Linked DNA regions of Homo sapiens: region 2 is linked to region 1. The links are chromatin loops, found by intact Hi-C in ENCODE. Cell type or tissue: A673. All regions are shown on one strand.

Region 1 (5,000 bases):
GCAGTGGCTCACGTCTGTAATCCCAGCACTTTGGGAGGCTGAGGTGGGTGGAGCGCCTAAGGTCAGGAGTTGGAGACCAGCCTCGCCAACATAGTGAAACCCCATCTCTACTAAAAATACAAAAAATTAGCTGGGCATGGTGGCGGGCGCCTGTAATCCCAGCTAACTAGGGAGGCTGAGGTAGGAGAATCGCTTGAACCTGGGAAGTGGAGTTTGTGGTGAGCCGAGATCGCGCCATTGCACTCCAGCCTGGGCAACAAGAGTGAAACTCCATCTTAAAAAAAAAAAAAAAAAGAAAAAAAAAGAAAAAGAAAATACTGTGTAAAGGACTATACTCATTTGAGTTTGTATAATTTTCATTATTATTACATCAGATTTACAGAGAGAATAAAATTTATTGAAGCCAACTGTGTTGTCTTAAACCTCCGAAAATTCAGAAGGAGGATAATGCTGAGTTCAAGTACGATATAGAAATCATCATATCTTTTCTCTAGCAAGTGTTCCAAGAGAATTAGAATATAATGCCAAAATTAAGGTAGAAATTAAGTTATTCTAGAAGTGGGATAGCCAGTGTCAGCATGCATGCATGATCCTTGAAAAGTGATATTGGGCAGCATTTACACCAAGCTTTGCTATCTTACGTTCTCTTTTTGCTTCTTCTACCTGGTGTTATTTGTGCCTTCCCTAAAGGGCTGAAATTGAAAAGAATTAGTACGAATGCATTTTCAATGACACCTTGGCCAAGAGGTTCATGCATTTCAGCTTTGGACAAGGTGCTATGGTTCAAATACTCATGAATATGATATAAGAACAGTCATTATTTAAATGATGAACCTTTATATGAGATTACACTGGGTGTTACTAATCTGCAAGTTGTATTTTCTGTGGGGAAAAATCAGTATGAATGAATCAAGAACTCAGTGTGCATCCTGCAGTGCATGTTGTATTTGCATGAACGGAGATGTAATCTCTTCACCTTTTGAATCATTTTGTTTAAAGGCCCTATATAGATCATTCTGCTCTTACTGGTGGGTGACATTTTCTTAAGGTTCTCTCCCTAGATAGACTAATTTGAAAAAAATGCATCCCTCTTGATGTCTGCATGTGCATGTGTGTATGCATATGTATAAAATATAGAGGTGATCACAAAGCATACTGGGCCACTTAGCACTTCCACTAATTCCACATTATCAGAGATTGTTTGGAGAGCATATTTCATTCTCCCTACTTTGTCACTTATTTCTAACACTGAGTATATCTGTACAGTTCTTAATAGTAAATGGCATAATATCTTATTCTCTGTATTCTATACATTGTCAACCCCATTCCTAGCTGATAATCAGTAGTCAAAAATGGGTGAATAATTTGAATGGTACTTGTCTTTAATTGTGATTCATGTCTGAATGGCTTGCTGGTAACTAGGAGCTAAATTTAATGTTAATCCAAGGTCACACTCTAGTCCACATACTGGAAGCTCAGCCTCTTGACATGCATGCTTCATGCAATTATCAGGCTGCTCCCTTGTAGGATAAAGTGCGGCAGTCTAGAAAGCATGGCACTCAAATGGGAAGAACTGTTGGTGAGTCTGTACAGAACAGATGAGGTTGCAGATATTTGAAAGCATTTGCTAATGGAAACTCTGGGTAAGGCAGCATCTTAAATAATACGTAGAATCAGCATGCTGTCTCCAAAACACATTTGCAGCATTTATTAGCTGGGTGTGAGCTAAAGGTAAGCTCCCATTAAAAGAAAAAAAAATCTTCGTAATGATTAGCAGGGGCCCAGTATAATTTAAGGTATTCTTTGGAGTTTATAAATATGGCCTCATAAAAAGCCTGAATATAAGAGAACTGTGACTTTAAGTCATTAGAAGCCCAGTGGTTTGATAAAATAACAGGAAACAGACAATTTATTATGAGCAGTCTCAGTAGCTCTGGATTATCTATAAAACTTTTACGGCCTTCCCCAAGTGGCAAGAAGCCATAAAACTTGCCTGAATGAGGGACTTGTTAATTTACTTGTTAAAGCAAATTAAAAATTTATAAGTGCTTTTAGGTAAATGAGATCTTCTCTCATTGCTGCCCTTGCGGGGCTGGGAGTCCTAGGAGGGGAGAGTGGATATGCTTAGACACCACTGCAGAACAATAAAAGCTATTAAATTTTTCCAGTTTATTACAGCAGAGCCATGCAGCTGTTGCCATGGCTAGCTGTGGGGTACCGGTGGTTGACAGCCTGGAGTCTCACTCAAAGGGGGAAAAAATAAAAAGCCAAGGAAAGGGATGATTTTTTACTTTTATAATTCTCCAATTGTTGATGTTGTAGACCATGTCTTTTTATTTTTCCTTGACCTTGTAAATCCAGAAGTTTTAAACTTTTTTCTTTTCTTTTTTTTTTTTTGAGACAGAGTTTTGCTCTTGTTGCCCAGGCTGGAGTGCAATGTCACAATCTCGGCTCACTGCAACCTCCGCCTCTTGGGTTCAAGCAATTCTCCTGCCTCAGCCTCCCGAGTAGCTGGGATTACAAGCGTGCGCCATCACGCCCAGCTAATTTTTTATTTTTAGTAGAGATGGGGTTTCTCCATGTTGGTCAGGCTGGTCTCAAACTCCCAACCTCAGGTGATCCGCCCACCTCGACCTCCCAAAGTGCTGGGATTATAGGCGTGAGCCACTGTGCCTGGCCTTATACTGTTTTTTCTTATCCCCAGAAGTGTTTCTGTTTATTTTGTCATACATTGTTGGTCCTTGAAAATTCCTGCCCGTCATGATTCCTTTTAGTCATTTAGTCCATGGACAAAGGCCAGGTCTTAGGCTGTTTTTGTTAACCTCAACATTTCTTGAAAAAAACCTCTTTCTCTCTCTTTTCCTTTCCCATATCTAGCCACAAAACTAGGAGAAGGAAGAAAGGGAATCTGGTACATGTTCTTGTGTATTTAACTCCAAAAACTGTTAGAATCAATATTTTTTGTGGAAGCCAAAGTTTATAGGTAAAGGCAGATTTTCTTGCACTCTCCCTTGGATGAAATGTCAGCGTAGGTTAAAATTCTTGGATCTTAGCATCTTCCTTAACTTAGGGCTGTTCTCTACGTGTTGAATTTCTTCTGTAATAATAGGTTTCTGAATGGTGACTTTGGCTGGTGGGGGTCATTTTTTTGGCTTTAAGCCCTGTGACTCAGGGGATTTTTTTTTTTTTTGGCTCCCTTAAATACAATTCACAATGAGCAGTTTTCTCCCTGCCCTAGTGACAGTAAGGTTTCTGGGACATAGGAAATAGCTTATTCTTCCACTCAGATCAGAAGTTTTGATTGAGCTCTGTGGCATTTTTAAGGCAGAAAAAGACACGTTATGCCTCAACTACCTACCCTATTTAATGTTAAATTAAAATGATGGTTATTTTTAAAGTGTGTTTACATTTAAAAATTCCTCCAGAAAAGTCAAGTTCTGCAAACATTTTCTTGTAGTATTTCCAGTCACTGCACAAGAAAGGTACATTTTATTAGTTTTAAGAACAGAAATAGTAGAAAGACATAATTGGTACAAGTGTTTGTTCTTCTACAGTATTTACTCTTCAGTTTTTACATATATATCCATACCTCTGATTTGTAGTTTGTTTGGAATTATGTTTAGAAAAGCATATTGTTGGCAAGTAAAGCATCACAAAATTAAGGGTAGAGAACAGCAGTAAAAAAAAAATGACAAATATGTATTTTTAGACTGTATTCCAGTTTTAGGAGGTATCAGCTTTTAGAGATTCCTTAACGTTAAAATTTGTTTCAGTAAGTAACTCTTGTTGTGGTCGCTGTCTTCAGTATTCCAGAAATAATGCTGTATCTCTTATTCAACTTCATGAACCTCTTTACTGGCTTCCATATTAATGTCATTTGCATTTAGAGTGTGTCATCTTCATTTAGAATCTCAGCAAAAATTCTGGTTTATAACCATCTTTGCACAAATTATCTCTGTGCTTTAGGACACTTTTCTGGGCCTGGTCTTGCATTTTTTATGAATACAACTTTAAGAGTGGAACTTAAATATGTCCCCTTTTATTGGATTATCCCCATAGACCTGACCACAAAGTCTGTGGAAGTAGAAAGCTATAACGGTTGTACCATTTTTTTTTTTTTAAATACTTTAAGTTCTAGAGTACATGTGCACAACATGCAAGTTTGTTACATAGGTATACCTGTGTCATGTTGGTTTGTTGCACCCATCACCTCATCATTTACATTAGGTATTTCTCCTAACGCTATCCCTCCCCCAGCCCCCCACCCCACAATAGGCCCTGGTGTGTGATGTTCCCCTCCCTGTGTCCATGCGTTCTCATTGGTTGTACCATTCTTTTGTTCAAGAGTATCAAGTTGAATTTCATGTACTGAAAAAGTAGATAGATTTAAAAACATTTAAATTTAGGTAGCAAATGACATTGGGCCAAAGGTCCATTGCTAAGGAGACCCAGGAAAGAATTTATTACAATAGGAATATGAGGTGTGGAACCCAAGGACAGCTGTCATGAAGGATAGGTAATCACAGTAAAGTAGTGATGCTTCATATACATTTGTTTTTGTTTTTGTTTTTTTGAGACAGAGTCTCCTTCTATCCCCCAGGCTGGAGTGCAGTGGCATGATCTCGGCTCACTGCAACCTCCGCCTCCTGGGTTCAAGCGATTCTCCTGCCTCTGCCTCCCGAGTAGCTGGGACTATAGGCGCACACCACCACACCTGGCTAATTTTTGTATTTTTAGTAGAGACGGGGTTTCACCATGTTGGCCAGGCTGGTCTCGAACTCCTGACGCCAGGTGATCTGCCAGCCTCGGCCTCCCAAAGTGCTGGGATTACAGGCGTGAGCCACTTCGCCTGGCATATATTTGGTTTTAAGAGTTCAAGCTAGAATTTTAGAGTAGATGTTCACTCATTAGTAATATTGATATATGTTGTATAATGATTGCTTAATTGCTAATTTTCTTATGCTAATTGATGTTTTTCTATAAAACCAAATTCTTCAGCT
Region 2 (5,000 bases), 250 kb before region 1:
TGTCATGGTTTTCAGAAGTCATTCCAAGACACCAGAGAGGAAACATGACAGACACTGGAAAGAGACCCTCTTTCAGATATGAGTAATATATATTTTATACTCATATTAATATTTCATTGGAGAGAAGGTCAAAATCTACATTTAAATGGAAATATTTAAAAAGCAGAAGCATAATATTTGACTAAGTGAAACACTCAGGGTTTTTCAAGAACACAAGCTGCACCCCTGGGACCTCAGCTCTCTAGATCTGTTGTTTCTTAGAGCACGGTAGAATGTTTGAATTCCTTTAGTTTTATCGGTAGATCTTAGCCCTGGCATTTAGGAATCTTAATCCCTCTACTCCCCTTCCATTTGACCCCGAATTGTGTTACATACTACCTAACAGTGTGTTCAGTGCACAGTATGGCCTCTCTCAGTCCTATAAAATTATTTAAATTTCTAAAAATTCATTTTTCTGGTCCTGTGAAATGGACATAATAGGATTGTGGAGATGGACATAAATAAGATGCTTTCAATTATGAGTAATGGAAAACCCATCTAACAAAGTATGGTGGCAAGAAGATGGGAATAGGAGGCCCAGGGTTTATTCAGAGGCTGTGTTCATCCTTCGTTTCCCTCTGCTATTCAAAGTGTGTTAGAATTCACCTTCAGGCTTCTGACCTCATGATTATAAGATGGCTGCCATTGTTTCAGAATAATTTCTTCATGGCATCTAAAACAAGAAGATGGGATGCCAGGAGCAAAAGAATCTTCCTGGTACCTTTTTCCTCCTTTTTATCAGAGAAGATGATTTTTCCTCAAAGCCTACAGAAGACTTGCCTTTATGTCTCATTGACCAGACTTGGGTCACATTACCACTCCGTTATCCCTGCCCTCAAACTGGCAAAGAGAATCAAGAAGACCTTGATTGGCGTAGATCACTCATGCTTGATTTCCTGAGGCTCGTCTCATTGCCTCTCTCAGAAACTTGGGGCTCTATTTTTATTAGCTAAGAAGGGCAATGGTTATTGTCTGCCACAGTGATGCTCTTGTGTGAAGTAAAGGTGCATAAAATGCATGTCTTCCCTGGACTTTAGTGCATCCTTGGTTTGTAAGTGACTACGATTACATGAATCAGAAATAAATCAGGAAAAGGAAAGTTGGTAATTTTGGCCTATTCCTGCAGAAATCATAGCAGGGAGGGGAGTGTTTGTGAACGAAGGGAGGGTCCAGTTCTCTAAAGCTGTGCTGGTGAACTACCACTGCATAGGGTGGCCCTCTGCTGACCCTAGAGCAAGCTGGAGGTGAGACGAGTTTGTCAGGACATCCCAGATTCTTTCTTCTGTACTCTTTCCTCTTCTCTGTTTTCCACCAATCCAATCAAAGGCAGTGCTGATGTAGTCAGCACAACTCCTGGGATGCAGGTGCCTGGGGCTGCAATTCTGTTCTGACACTGACTGTGGACATTCTGGTTCTGGGCAGCCACTTGAGGTAACAATAATGATACACAGTTCCTGCTTTTAAGAGGTTCATGATGAGGAGCTTCACTGCTCCCCTGTTGCTTTATGACAGGATGAGGATTCAGACTAAATGACCACTTCCCTCTTTTCTCACTCTCAAGTTTTATGATTTCTTTCAAGTTTATTTGGGATTTTTTTTTTTTGGTCTGTGCCTTTTGTTAATATATTCTACATGCATTTTGCTTCTAGGCATATTGATATTCACAAAGTTTACCACTGACAGTTGTAGTCTGAGAGTGTACAGAAAAAAACGTAGTTGACCACTCTATGATTATTCTGGACTCTGTGACTCTCTTAATGCAAGCCAAGACCACATTAGCCTTTTTGGCAGTCTTATTACTTTGTGGCTTTTGTTGGGTTTGCAGTCATCCAGAATTTCTAAGAACAATATTTGGAAGGTGGCTTTGCAGAGACTTGAGCCACTGAACTTCTCTTGTCATGTGCTTCCTTTACTTCACTCCTTTCTTTAATATATGCCTGGCATTGGGCCCAGAATCCATAATACGATATTCATAATAAATACCAACATCTTTTGAGCACTCCCTATGTGTCGGGTGTTACACTAAGTGCTTTACAGGTATTGTTTCATTTAATCCCCACAGCAACTTTCTTCCCCTTTTTCTGGAGACAGAGTCTCCCTCTGTCGCCCAGGCTGGAGTGCAGTGGCACAATCTTGGCTCACTACAATCTCCACCTCTTGGGTTCAAGTAATTCTCATGCCTCAGCCTTCTGAGTAGCTGGGATTACAGGTGTGTGCCACCATGTCCAGCTAATTTTTGTGTTTTTAGTAGAGACAGGGTTTCACCATGTTGGCCAGGCTGGTCTCAAACTCCTGGCCTCAAGTGATCCGCCTGCCTTGGCCTCCAAAGTGCTGGGATTACAGGCATGAGCCACCACACCCGGCCCCCACATCAGCTTTCTAATCTAGGTGTTAATAATTCCCATTTTACAGATGAGAAAACAATATGGAGCAAGCTAAGTCATTTGAGCAAAGTTATATAGTAGCAGGTGGTTGAGGCAGGACTAGAATCTAGGCAATCTAGTAGCACAGCCCAGGCTCTTAACCTTGAAATGCACCTTAAGGCATTTTATAAATTTGTCTTACTTTCCTTAATTTTTCCCCTCTCCCCTACCCCCCAGTACATGCATAATTGCTTTAAATATTATTACTTGTCCTGTCTTTCAAGCTGGCTTAATAGAACATACGACGTAGAGATCAAAAGTTACAGAGTACTAAAGCCGTAGAATAAGAGTTTCTTTATTCATTAATTCATCCTTTAATTCCTGATTGACTCAGTTCCTGAGGTATTACACTGAGCGTGTGGATAGAGAGAGGAAAAAGACCTAGCATTCTGCCTTTGAGGAGTTCACAAAGTCATATGGTAAATGGTGGGCCTGAGATTCTTGTCCCGCAGCAAATTCTGTCATTCTTTGTAGATCATGGGGAAAACTTTGCATTTTGCTCTAAGTGTGCTGAGTTCAGAGTGTAACATCTACTTTGCTCCGCCATAGCCTTTAAAACAGGATTCATCTCTGAGCCTCAGCACCAGTACATCTCTGGGAATCTACCTGGCCTTCTTCATTATGTCCTGCTTCCCTGACCTACATTTTTTTCCTTTTTCAGATTGATTTGTTGTTCAAAAGGCCGGTGCCCCTGGAATGAGGACCTACAAGCTTACTTTTATACTAGAAAATAAAAGACTAGAAGAATCAAGCCTTTGCTCAGATCATACTTTGTGAGGTGGGCAAGAGTAGAAAGCCGAACACTTGAACGTGAGAGCGAGGAGGGAGCCACAGATGAAGGTTGAGGACAGAGAAAGGGAAGCTGGAGGGCTCTAAACTTGCAGAGGCCTGACCTGGCACTTCATCTGTCGCCTCTGAAAACAGCTCTGCTCTTGCTCTTGCTCTATTCTCATCCAAGTACTAGGCGATCCTCCTTTTATCACTTCCCAGTTTCTTCCTTTAGTTTCCTCTAAGGTCATTCCTCCTTTGCACTGGATTTACTTTGGAGTAACAGTTGTTGGTGGGAGGTTCTGATTCTGCAGAGAGAGAAACTGAGGCATGGGATAGAGAACAGCCATCTGTACTTTGTCCTGTAAGTCATTAGAGACTGGCAGAGCCTTGTCATAGATCCCGTGGTTTGCTGTAAGCCACAGGTGGCCCTCATACCCTCATAGGAATAGGGACCTTCTTCCTTCCTTAACATGATTGGATTTTGTTTTTACCTGAAAATACGAGCTACTTCTAACAGAAGGAAAGACGATTGCAGCCTGTACTGCATTGCCCCTATCTGTAACCCCATTAAGAGGTTGTAAATAGTACTATAATGATATCTCAGTCATTTGTTTTGATGTATCCAGGCTTTTAATAAATCAGCCGCAGCTTGCTTAATAGGAATATGAGAGCAGAGCACGTTGCTGCCAGCAGCTGCTAGTAAATTATAAAGCATTCATCTGTTTTACAAGGGAATTAAATGTTTGTTCTCTTTAAAGGGTTTTGACTAAACAAGGGTGTGTGCGTGTGTGTTTGTGTGTGTGTGCACACACACAGTGGCTTCCTGCCCATGCCCTCCCAGGTACAGTAGCAACCTCAGGTTCCTGGGGAACACCTGTAACCAAAGCCATATGAATTAGAGTGCCCCCAGGTAAACCCTGTCATTATTGGTCTCTGCTCTGCGTGCATCTCTAAAGCAATATTTGTTGGATTACATTTGTCTTCCACGTCAAAGGATTCTGTGAAATACAAGTCCCATTTCCCGCTTTCTCCTTTTTTTCTTAAGACTGTCTAGGGAAGGAGCTTTAGATAAACTATACATCCAGCACAACATTCAATTGTCTGCACAATTGAGTTAGCCTACTTTATTTGACTTTTATGTTTACATTTGAAGTGGACTCCCCCCGCCCCCCGCCACCACCTTTTCGACACCCTTGGTTTTATTGACTAAATAATCTTCAGAAGACAAGACATCAGAGTTGGTGCTTTTGGTGGAAATTAAACCACAGCAGGTGTTTCAAGACCAGCTTTGGCAACACTGCAAGACCCTGATTCTACAAAAATAAAAAAAATTAGCCAGTTGTGGTGGCGTGCGCCTGTAGTCCCAGCTACTGGGGAAGCTGAGGCAAGAGCATCCCCTGAGTTCAGGAGTTTGAGGCTGCAGTGAGCTATGATCATATGACTGCACCCCAGCCTGGGTGAAAGAGCAAGATTGTCCAAAACAAAACAACAAGACGTGGGGTCCAGCTAACCAATATTCAAGAGCTGTTGGCTACTTATCTTGTGACCTTCAACAAGTTATATAGGTTTTTAAAATCTATTACTTTATTTTTTGTTACTTTTAAATTTGGAAATAATTGCAGATTTATAGGAGGTTGCCAAAATAATATAGAGAGATCCAGGGTGACCTTCACCTAGTACAATATATGTGTATAGCTCTATGTCGTTCTTTGACATGTGTACATTATGTAACCATCACTGCAGTAAAAGCACAGAACTGTTTCATCA

Evidence for each region. Peaks named below come from ENCODE experiments on the same cell type or tissue, not always from the same donor. Only the 100,000 strongest peaks of a DNase experiment are listed, where the experiment ranks them.
Region 2: it touches region 1 in a loop (2.1-fold over the local background); 1 of 110 quality-filtered maps calls a loop at or near these places.

The regions. Positions count from the first base shown.
Region 1 is chr7:70,096,323-70,101,322 of GRCh38, forward strand. All of the region lies in intron 2 of AUTS2 (activator of transcription and developmental regulator AUTS2), which reads left to right. Among named protein-coding and RNA genes, the nearest start is that of AUTS2, 500 kb to the left of the region's middle. In A673, no CTCF peak of the experiment used is centred here; a DNase peak (open chromatin) is centred at 2,029; H3K27me3 peaks cover 3,135 bases.
Region 2 is chr7:69,844,469-69,849,468 of GRCh38, forward strand. All of the region lies in intron 1 of AUTS2 (activator of transcription and developmental regulator AUTS2), which reads left to right. Among named protein-coding and RNA genes, the nearest start is that of AUTS2, 250 kb to the left of the region's middle. In A673, no CTCF peak of the experiment used is centred here; a DNase peak (open chromatin) is centred at 1,983.